Linked DNA regions of Homo sapiens: region 1 is linked to region 2. A link is an interaction called in ENCODE POLR2A ChIA-PET data of the cell type or tissue named here. Cell type or tissue: OCI-LY7. All regions are shown on one strand. Links, peaks and the distances in the headings refer to the core of each region. The heading gives the core; the rest is flanking DNA.

Region 1 (5,698 bases), core at 216-5,215, 140 kb after region 2:
AAATTTGTTGCCTTTTTTTCTCTCTTTATGAAGAAGCTTTTTCTATTTTCCTCTCTTTGGGGATTTTCTTTCTTTTGAATTCATTTAGTCAGTTAATATTTATTGATTACTTGCTATATACCAGGCTCAGTGCTAGTGCTGGGAACTAGTTAGATAGAGCCTGTCTCTACCCTGGAGTATCTCTCTGGCTGGCTGGGGTACAAACATGTAAACAAACAAATATAGCAGTGATTTTCAAATATCTTTCCTAATTGTCTTGTCATGTTTTTCCACCATGAAACCCACCTTGTAAAGAAGATTGGCTGTTATGTTCTCACTCATAGGTGGGAATTGAACAATGATAACACTTGGACACAGGAAGGGGAACATCACACACTGGGGCCTGTCGTGGGGTGGGGCTGGGGGGAGGGATAGCATTAGGAGATATACCTAATGTAAATGACGAGTTAATGGGTGCAGCACACCAACATGGCAAATGTATACATATGTAACAAACCTGAACACTGTGCACATGTACCCTAGAACTTAAAATACAATAATAATAAAAAAGAAGATTGGCTGTTTATTGGGGTTTTAACAGTTGTATTTGGCAAACAAAAGAATAACTGGAAGTAACTGAGAATAGGATGCTGGAAGGAAATTGTCTGAGATGCCACTCTCCTGGTTTATTTACTACTGTCTTCCTCACTTTCAACTGTCAGCATTGAAGGATTGTATTCCTCAGTTAGGTAAAAAATATGACCAATTTATCTGCTTTAATTAGTTAGAAATTAGAAATTTAGGGGCCAGACACAGTGGCTCATGCCTGTAATCCCAGCACTTTGGGAGGCCAAGCTGGGAGGATCACTTGAGGCCAGAGTTTGAGACCAGCCTGGGCAACATAACGAGATCCTATCTCCAGAAGCAAATTTTAAAAATCAGCCAGGTGTAGTGGCATGCGCCTGTAGTCCCAACTACGAGGCAGCTGAGGCAGGATTATGGCTTGAGCCCAAGAGGTCGAGGCTACAGTGAGCTATGATCATATCACTGCGCTATATTCCAGCCTGGGTGACAGAGGGAGACACTGTCTCTACAAAAAATAAATAAATAAATAAATAAATAAATAAATAAATAAATAAATAAGAAATTTAGGAAGTATATTCATCTCTACTGATTTTAAAGCAAAATTTAATTTTTTTTTTTTTTTTTTTTGAGATAGGGTCTTGCTCTGTCTCCCAGGCTGGAGTGCAGTGATGCAATCTCAGCTCACTGCAGCCTCAGCCTCCTGGGCTCAAGTGATCCTCCCACCTCAGCCTCCTGAGTACCTGGGACTACAGACAAGTGCCACCATGCCAGATTTTTTTTTTTTTTTTGTAAAGACAGAGTTTTGCCATGTTGCTCTGGCTGGTCTCAAACTCCTGGGCTCATGCAATCCACTCACCTTGTGCTCCCAAAGTGTTGGGATTACAGGTGTGAACTACCATGGCTGGCTGCTAAAAGTAATTTCTTTAACTCCTTTAAAAATTTTTATTTTATGTATTTACTTATGAGATGGGGACTCAGTTTGTTGACCAGACTGGCCTTGAACTCCTGGCCTCTAGCAATCCTCCTGCCTCAGCCTCTCAAGTAGCTGGGATTACAAGTGTATATACCACCACACCTAGATCAAACTTCTTTTTTTTTTTTTTGAGACAGGATCTTGCTGTGTTACCCAGGCTGGAGTACAGTGTCAGATGGCAGGATCTTGGCTTCCTGGGCTCAAGCAGTCCTCCTACCTCAGTCTCTCTGGTAGCTGTGCCTGCAGTCACATGCCACCATGCCTGGCTAATTTTTTATTTTTTGTAGAGATAGGGTTTCACTGTGTTCTCCAGGCTGGTATTAAACTCCTGGACTCCAGCAATCCTCCCACCTTGGCCTTCCAAAGTGCTGGGATTATAGGCATGAGCCACTGCGCCCAGCATACGAACCCATTTTTAAGTTGTCAAACATACACAAAAGTAGAGAGAAGAGCACCGTGAACATCCACGTAGTCATCACCCAGCTTCAGTAACCTTCAGCCTCATGCTTTTCTTGTTTTATATCTCCCCCATCTTTTTTTGCAAGAGTATTAGGTAAAAATTTCAGACATATCATTTTACTCATAAATATTTAAGTATATATCTTAACACATAAGGACTTTAAAATCATAACCATAATATTGATATCAGACCCACTGAAATTAATATTCTAATAGTGGGTGCATTTTTAAAATTCAAATGAATATGAAACAACCAGAGTCCAAGTAAAGGAACTTATACCATGTTCTAATTTACCAAGTAGGGGATAGTTTGGCTTTTAACCCCAAATGTAGTGGGATTTTTTTTTGTTATTTTAGCCAGAAACATTTAAAAATCATCCCATCATTGTCCCCTCTTTTAAAACAGAGTAACAAAGTAAGCAGAGTGAATGCTCTTAATTTATAATTTTATTTTCAGGGTATTTTACAATATACTGTGGGTGATGGGAATGAATATGTGTCCAGCAAAACTTGATATTTTCTTATATGATGAATATTTCCCATTTTATTTAAAAGGCAAAGCTGATGGGATATTCTTTGCATTATATTCTGAAAATAAAAATCAGAATCCCTGCTGCTAATGGTGAGACTGATATTCTAATACCCTAGTTCTAAGCCTAGCTTTGAATGCTTTGAATAAGGGAAGTCATTCCTTATGACTTCCAATAGATAATGCTTTGTTTCACTGATCCTCTTTCAGGGATTTTCTTTGTGAGGCTTTTCAAGCTAAATAGAAGCCAGTACTTCTGAGCCAAATTAAACCTTGCTTCAGCCCTGGAAAGACTTGCATGTTTTTTTAAAAAGAGACTAGGGAAGAAACAGTTATTGTCATATGTTTTACTAGGCTATATTAGTCATCTCAGCCACGTAGTTCTATTTTGCTCTTTGCCTAAAGGTATTAAAAATTTTAATTAATTTGTAAGCTGTAGCCATCTCAAGTTCAGTTATAAAATAAACTGATGGTACTTTAGATGTGCATTTACCACTTGCCATCGGTCTTCTGTGCACTAAAGAAAGCAAAAGATGACTTATATTTTATACCAGAGGTCTTTGTTAATATTTCACCTAAAAAAATTAAATATATTGCCTTTTATTACTTCCTGTTTGAACCTACAATCAAGTGGAGAAATACCATGTGAAAGATTGTACATGTTGGCTTCTCTGGTAGAAGACATTGTTTGCCTTCCATTTTGTACCTAGGGGTAGATTTTTGAGGCTTGCCTGCTTACCATTAAAATAAGATTTAAATTATAAAATTTCTTTAGACTGCTTTTTTGGTTTTTTTTTTTTTTTTTTTTTTTTGCCTGTCCAGTGAAGTTTTGAGCTATACTTGCTCAAAACACTGACTATACCTTGAGCTCTGAATGATAGATAAGCAGTTAGATAGTAAACAGAGTAGAATTGGTAAATTAGAAAGGACCCAGAGGAATCATCTGGTACTTTTCCTTCATATAGGATGAAGGAAACCGCTCCAGGAAGTGATCCTTTTCTCTAAGGTTTTCAAAGAGGGATGTTTATTCATTTATTTAATACTTCTTTGTTTTTTTTTTTTTAAAAGAAGAATGCTGAGCCTGATGCTGTGTTTAACTCTCTCCTTAGTCACCCTCAGCCTGGAATAGTTTCTCAGTCTTTGACTTTTATAATGTTGATACTTTTGAAGATGACAAGCTAGTTATTTAGTAGAATGTTTCTCCATTTGAGTTTGTCTGGTGGTTCCTTAAGATTAGATTTAGGATATGTATCATGAGCAAGAATATTATAGAAGTGATGCTGTTTTTCTCATCCCATTCATTCTATCAGATGGAGTATGATTTTAATTTGTCTCATTGGCTGGTGATGCTTACTCTGATCATTTGACCAAGGTGATTTCTGCAAGGTTCTTTATGTAAAGTTGCTCTATTCCCCTTCCTGACAAATAAGAATTTTGTGGCGAAGTACTTTGAAATTATATAAATATCCAATTCCTAATAAAACTTTCAATTTATTTCATTTATATATAGAATCATGATTTCCTGTTTATTCAGTATTATATCTTATTCTACCATTATTTATTTTAATGCTGAAATTATCCCCTACTTGGCCACTGGGAGCTCCTTCAGGATGGCTTTTGTGTCCTTTTGACATGTTTCCATTATTCTTCAAGCGTAACTTGCTTTTGGAAAAGCAAGATATTCCAGGCTCTTTTTGTACTTTGCTGGCACTAGCCCTAGAATCAGGTATTTCTCCAAGTAGCCCTGGTTCTTTTTGGTAGACACTGATATATAGCAACCAAGATCTGTGCAGTAGATTTGCTCATTGTTTCTGGATATGTATTGTTGCTTCTATATCTTCTCAGCAGACAGAACTAGGGACTAAACACACACACACTTACATACATACATGCATACATACATACATACATACATTTATACATACATACATACATACATACAAACATACATACATTTATATGCATTTGCACCTGTATTTCTTCAACCCCACAGAGCTCATTCTAGTTTTTCATCTTTCTGGATCCTGAACTTCCTGATAAATCCCCCAGTATTTGCCAAGTAGCCACCTCTTTAATTGTGTGGTTACCCTCTTCACCCTGTTAAAATGCTGCATGCCAGATTGCACCCTTCCATGGATGCCTTTCTGACATTCTGCTTGGGCTCCAACACATCTGTGTCAGGCTGCCACTCTTCATAAATGCCCTTATTACGATGCTTGGGCCAGGTCTCCCCAAGCACATGAAAAACTGCACTGTTTTCGTGGGTTTGGATACCAAAGAAAATTGAATGACTGAAAAGTACTGAAGAGTTTACCTTAAAGGGAGGAAACTAGAGCAGAAGTTCTCCAAATGTGATCTCTAGACTCAGAACATCAGCACCCCCTGGGAACTTCTTGGAAATGCAGATTCTTAGGCTCCATCTCAGATCTGAATCAGAAACTCTGGTTATGGGGCCCAGCAATTTGTGCTTTAACAAGCTTTCTAGGGAATTCTGGCACATACTAGTGTTTGAGACCCTCTATCCAAAGGAGAGATAGAGTCTCAACTTAGTATTCTATCCTGCATCTAGGTTATCTCTGGCATAATGAAGACTCCCTGGTTGTCAAGGTCTTGGTACAATTTTTTAGGGCTTTGGAGCCATCCTAGAAATGAAGTCCTCCCATATGGATCAAGACTGGAATAATTATCCAGTTCAACCCACCATCCGTGGAAAACCCAATCCTCTAGGGAAAATCAAGGAATTATACTCGAATTAAACTGTGCTTTGTCTTTTTGGTATAGAAACATTTTAATTAAAGCCTTACAGTTAATAAATATTTAAAGGAAGGACCAGAAATTAGTATCAAAGAAATAAAAGTTTTGCAGTTTTCATTTTTGTTTTTTTGTTGTTGTTGTTGTTATTTTGAGATGGAGTCTCACTCTGTTGCCCAGGCTGGAGTACAATGGCACAATCTCAGCTCACTGCAACCTCCACCTCCTGGGTTCAAGCAATTCTCCTGCCTCAGCCTCCCAAGTAGCTGGGGTTACAGGCATGCACCACCACACCCAGCTAATTTTGTATTTTTAGTAGAGACGGGGTTTCACCATGTAGGTCAGGCTGGTCTCGAACTCCTGACCTCAGGTGATCCACCTGCCTCGGCCTCCCAGGTGCTGGGATTACAGGCATGAGCCAC
Region 2 (5,698 bases), core at 338-5,337:
TCTCCTCTTACCAAAAACCACAGTGACTCAGCTACTTGCATGTCTAAAATGGTCTCTGCATTTTTCTGTGGCTAGTCTTTATGATGGTTATAGATCAGTAATAGCCTTTTTGGAAGCATAATATTATGTATTAATCATGGCATTCTTAAGGAATCACTGCAATTAACCAGGTAGACCAATTTAGTTGGACCGTGGTCTGTTTTTTTAGTATGTAAAAACATGGGTTCAGGGGATTAAAACAACTCAACATTCATGAAGAATATATTTTCAGATGCTCTTACATTCCCTGATTTTTCAATACTGCTACGATTTTTTTTTACAGAGTTTCTTTACTTATGAAATTGATATAAAATAACTGCCTTGTCATAAGAATGTATAATAACTGAGAAGGGCAAAGACTGTAAGCTAAATTTACTCAGCATCTGCTACATGGGAGTGACTCAGTTCATTGCTCAGCAAACCCACAAGTTACTGTGTTGTGTCTCTGTGGGGTCTCCTGGGGAGAACAGAAACAATAAATGTTAAATCTGTAAATGTGTCAAGGGGTCACTGTGGTTGACTCTTGGTTGCTAAAGGAAACAGAGGTTCTAAGGCCCTGTAAAATTATAATATTTCAAAGTGAAAATGAATGAATTAATAGAAGAAGCTGAGACAAGGATCTTATTTTGTGTTTGTTTTCCTCTCAATACCCTTGCCAATTAACATTTTTTGAATCTCTTGCTCTTCTCCACTGTAAGCCTGCCCTGATATTTTCTAATTGGATACAGAGATAATACATAACTGGCCAGGTGTGGTGGCTCATGACAGTAATCTTGGCACTTTGGGAGGCTGAGGTGTGCAGAGCACTGGAGGCCAGGAGTTCAAGACCAGCCTGGCCAACATAGTGAAACCCCATCTCTACTAAAAATACAAAAAAATTAGCTGGCTGTGGTGGCTCACACCTGTGGTTCCAGCTGCACAGGAGGCTGAGACACGAGGATAACTGAAACCTGGGAAGCAGAGGTTGCAGTGAGCCGAGATCATGCCACTGCATTCCAGTCTGGGAGACAGAGCAAGACTTTGTCTCAAAAAAAAAAAAGAGAATACGTAACAAAGAAGTAAGAAAACAATTTCAAGTGGTGATAAATGTCATAAAAGAAATAATACAAATTTTTTACTGCCCTTCATTAGATAAAGATAGTAAGAGAGAAGGCCTCTGGGCCGGGCACGGTGGCTAATGCCTGTAATCCTAGCACTTTGGGAGGCCAAGGTGGGTAGATCACCTGAGGTCAGGAGTTCGAGACCAGCCTGACCAACATGGTGAAACCCCGTCTCTACTAAAAATACAAAATTAGCCAGGCATGATGGCTGGCTATTTTTGAATGCCAGTAATCCTAGCTACTCAGTAGGCGGAGTCAGGAGAATCGCTTGAACCCAGGAGGCAGAGGTTGCAGTGAGCCAAGATTGCGCTATTGCACTCTAGCCTGGGCGACAAAAGTGAAAAAAAAAAAGAAAAGAGAAAGCCTCTGTGAGCAAAATGACATTGGAATTGAATGATGCAGTAGAGCTAGCCATATGAAGATTGGCGGCAAAAACGGTGCAGAGGCCCTTCTGAAATTCTGCTGCATCTATTTGAAGCCATGAGTGTGTGTGTGTGTGTGTGGGCAGGGGGCGGGGGGTATGTGTTTATGTATGGTGGGAGAGCTAGAGTGGGAGGAGGCTGTGCAATCTATTACCACCTTTGTTTCACAACATGGACTTGTCCATTTCAAGAAAAAAAAAATGAGGCTGAGCGTGGTGGCTTACACCTGTAATCCCAGCACTTTGGGAGGCTGAGGTGGGTGGATCACTTGAGGTCAGGAGTTCGAGACCAGCCTGGCCAACATGGTGAAACCCCGTCTCTACTAAAAATACAAAAATTAGCCTGGCGTGCTGGCACGTGCCTGTAATCTCAGCTACTTGGGAGGCTGAGACAGGAGAATTGCTTGAACCCAGGAGGCAGAGGTTGCAGTGAGCCAAGATCGTGCCATTGCACTCCAGCCTGGGTGAAGAAGAGAGACTCCATCTCAAAAAAAAAAAAAGAAAAAAAAATGAATGTCCCTATCTTGACATATTAATTTTGTAGAAATAAATTCACTTGCTAATACATGGGTTGGCCCATATAACTCCTCCATTGAAAATATTATTTTTTACAGTGACAGCTGTTAAACATATACCTAACATTCTATGTAATATGAAGATGAAGATGTTAGAGATTGCAAATTTAATAGGGAATTGGAGATGGACCATAGGAAGAAGGTAGAGACAATTCACAACTTACTAGGATGAGTACAACACCTCATTATTTTTTAACAGCAATGACAATACACACACATAAAGATAAAAAAATGCTGGTCTAGCTTGAGAGGATCAGGGAATAGTCTAGATTCTATACACGATAATTTTAATCTGATCAATTCAAAATTTAAAAACAGGCTTCTGCTAACATATGTTTATACCTTCTGCTTAAGCTTGAAAATAAATATGAGCTTTATCCACACTGTCCAGGAAAGGGGATGAACGAACTGAGATAGCATTCCATTTTCAAGCCTGTGCCACTAACATGGCTTCAAGAAAGCAGCTCTTACAGAGACGCTGTGGCTGAGCTGCCAAGGATGTAGCTCCTTGAACTGTTCATCTGGAAAAGAAAGTGCTTATCAGTTAAAAATTGAGAAGGCAGATGTGCTTTATTATAACAACTGTGTGTTTAGAAGTGACAGTTCTCAGGGCAGACTTGTGGATACCCCTTCTCAACTCAACCTAAGAATCTTAGATTCTTTCTTACCAGATGGCAGGCTCAGGTTCCTGACCAGTTCCACGTGGAATAAAGTGGTGAAGCATAATCTTTCTAATAAGATAGGTTCTTTATGGGATACATTACTTGAAAGACCAGATTACAGTGCAGGAAATGCTAGGTTCCCTGCCGTGCATCTGTGCTCTGAATATCTTGGCTTCCTGACTCTGCCTCTGACAAGTTTTATGATGATGAGCAGTCACTTATCTACTGCCTCAGTCTTTTCAACAGGATAAACATGTTAGACCTTGGTGTTTTCTAGGGTCCAACAAGGTTTCATTACTTTATTATTCTGTTATATCTAGAGTATCTGTTTCAGTTTGGGCAGCCCTATGAGAGATACTGTCCAAAGTGTGTTCTTGAAGTAGCAAGCATGATTGTGAATAGTCTAGAATGGTCCAGAAACCACCTCATAGGAGACCCAGTTTGCAGCAGGGATGATTAGCTTAGAGAAAAGAAAATTAAGACTGTCTTTGAATATTTTAATTAACGTCACGTGGAAAAAAAGAAGTAGACTTAGTCTGTGTTGCTGTAAAATATTTAATTGAGGTGACTCTTATAGGAAGTGCTCTAACCACAAAAGGAAAAACAAAACAAAGGGAACAGGAGGAAATTTTTAGAGATGATGGATAAGTTTACGGCACTGATAGTGATAATGGTTTCACAAGTGTATACTTATGGCAAAGTACATCAAATTATACATATAAAATATCTACAACTTTCTGTATGTCAGCCATACTCAATAAAGCAACTAAAACTATATATAACTGAGCCTAGTTACTAGAAGTTTCAGATGTCTGGCTTACTATGTACAGTATAGCCCTTTCCTAAATGTCCAGTAATAAGATAAGCAGCCTATTGAGCTACATGTCAATAATGACACAGAAGTAGAAACAGGCCAGTGCGGTGGCTCACGCCTATAATCCTAGCACTTTGGGAAGCCAAGGCGGGTGGATCATCTGAGGTCAGGAGTTCGAGACCAGCCTGACCAACATGGTGAAACCCCGTCTCTACTGAAAATACAAAATTAGCAGGGTGTGGTGGCGAGCACCTGTAATCCCGGCTACTTGGGAGGCTGAGGCAGGAGAATCACTTGAACTCAGGAGGCAGAGGTTGCAGTGAGCCAAGATTATGCCACTGCACTCCAGCCTGGTTAACAAGAGCGAAACTCCATCTCCAAAAAAAAAGAAAAAAAGAAAAAGATAAAGAAAAACCAAGTAGAAACAAAATGACTCTCTACAGACCATAAGACATTCTTACATTAATAAAGGCATTACAGTAGAATCTGATCACAAGGATTGGCAATAGGTATTAGTGATGCTACCAAGACTATTCAGAATGTTATTAAATTGCTTTTGGTAGGGGAAAGTTCTCCTTTCTATTTAAAAACAAAAAACCTTCTTTAACAGTTATGCCTTAAATTTTACAAGGTTAGAGCATTCCTAAAAAGCTAGGTAAGTCTACAATATTTTACAGAGATGCTATAAACATGTGACCTCAACCACCTACCAAAATGTCAGGTAACTGCACAGTATCTTCTATATTGTACTCTAATTCTTCGATGTTTGAGTTCCAACTATAAAATAATGAGACTCATTTCCCTGTGATACAACTTGTAAGCTCAGTCTCATTACATTTCATTTTAGCTTTTAAGTAGCTTGAATAATCCTTAAAGTTAGAAAGCAGCATCTGATCTGTCTTTCTATATCCAGAAGCATATAGTACAGTGTTGAGCAAAATCAAGACTTTTTTTTTTTTGAGATGGATTTTCACTGTGTCACCCAGGCTGGAGTGCAGTGTCATGATCTTGGCTCACTGCAACCTCTGCCTCCCAGGTTCAAGTGATTCTCCTGCTTCAGCCTCTCCAGTAGCTGGGATTACAGGTATGCAACCACCACACCCAGCTAATTTTTGTATTTTTAGTAGAGACAGGTTTATGATATGTTGGCCAGGTTGGTCTCAAACTCCTGACCTCAAGCGATCCGCCCACCTCGGCCTCCCAAAGTGCTGCGATTACAGGTGTGAGCCACCATGCCCGGCCCAGAATCAAGACTTGAATGAAAGAAAGAGTGTGATTTGTGCAGGATTTTACACTACCACGATGGCACCACTACTCACTGTGTCATCTGTATTTTGACCTGTTTGCTGGATCTTAGGAACTTGCAAAATCATTGAAGGTTCATCTTTTTAAAAATTGTCAATCAGGCAAAGAATAGCTAGAGAATTAGGTTTTGCTCTCCTAGTCAAGAAGGGCATGGATCCTTTGCTACTTATTGATGTGTCTGTGTCTTAGTGAACCGAAGAGGCAGGTGATCTGACAGGAATGTCTTTTCAGTGTTTGACTAACTCTCTTTCTATTGTGAATATATCCAAAGTTCTTTTTGTCTTTCTAAACCCTAACCCAGATAAACGCAATGTATTTTTACACATTTTCTTTTCTTCTATGTGATTTCCTGGAAAGAATGAAAAAAACTACTAGTTGTTGAGCACCTACCATGTGCTAGGCTCTACGAGAGGTTCCTTTATATGCATTAATTTATTAAATTTTCAGAGCAGCTTTGCCAGCTAGGTGATGTTGCCATACAGAAGCTCAGAGGGCTAAGTAACTTATTCATGTCATACAGCTAGTAAATGTGACTAAAAGATGATGTAATAAGCAATGCCCTGTTTTGGTCTTAGAGATATATTTAATTATCATTACTCTTGGATTTTTGTCTAGGCCCATCCCAGTAGTATAAACCCACTTTTGTCTGCATCTACTGTGGACAACAAAGACATACCTACCTCATAGCACACAGTGTGTCACCCCTTTTATAGTGTCCATCACACCCTACTTTATCTTTGTATTTGGATACCTCCCTGATTTTAAGCTCCTGCAGGTCAGAA

Evidence for each region. Peaks named below come from ENCODE experiments on the same cell type or tissue, not always from the same donor. Only the 100,000 strongest peaks of a DNase experiment are listed, where the experiment ranks them.
Region 1: POLR2A ChIA-PET joins it to region 2 with 6 read pairs; 8 of 35 experiments call an interaction of 5 or more read pairs at or near these places.

Annotation. Positions count from the first base shown.
Region 1 is chr1:174,928,678-174,934,375 of GRCh38, forward strand. All of the region lies in intron 19 of RABGAP1L (RAB GTPase activating protein 1 like), which reads left to right. Among named protein-coding and RNA genes, the nearest start is that of RABGAP1L-AS1, 23 kb to the right of the region's middle. In OCI-LY7, for the core only: a CTCF peak has its summit at 4,111; no DNase peak of the experiment used is centred there.
Region 2 is chr1:174,789,144-174,794,841 of GRCh38, forward strand. All of the region lies in intron 18 of RABGAP1L (RAB GTPase activating protein 1 like), which reads left to right. Among named protein-coding and RNA genes, the nearest start is that of RABGAP1L-AS1, 160 kb to the right of the region's middle. RefSeq lists an enhancer at 352-411. In OCI-LY7, for the core only: no CTCF peak of the experiment used is centred there; a DNase peak (open chromatin) is centred at 2,958.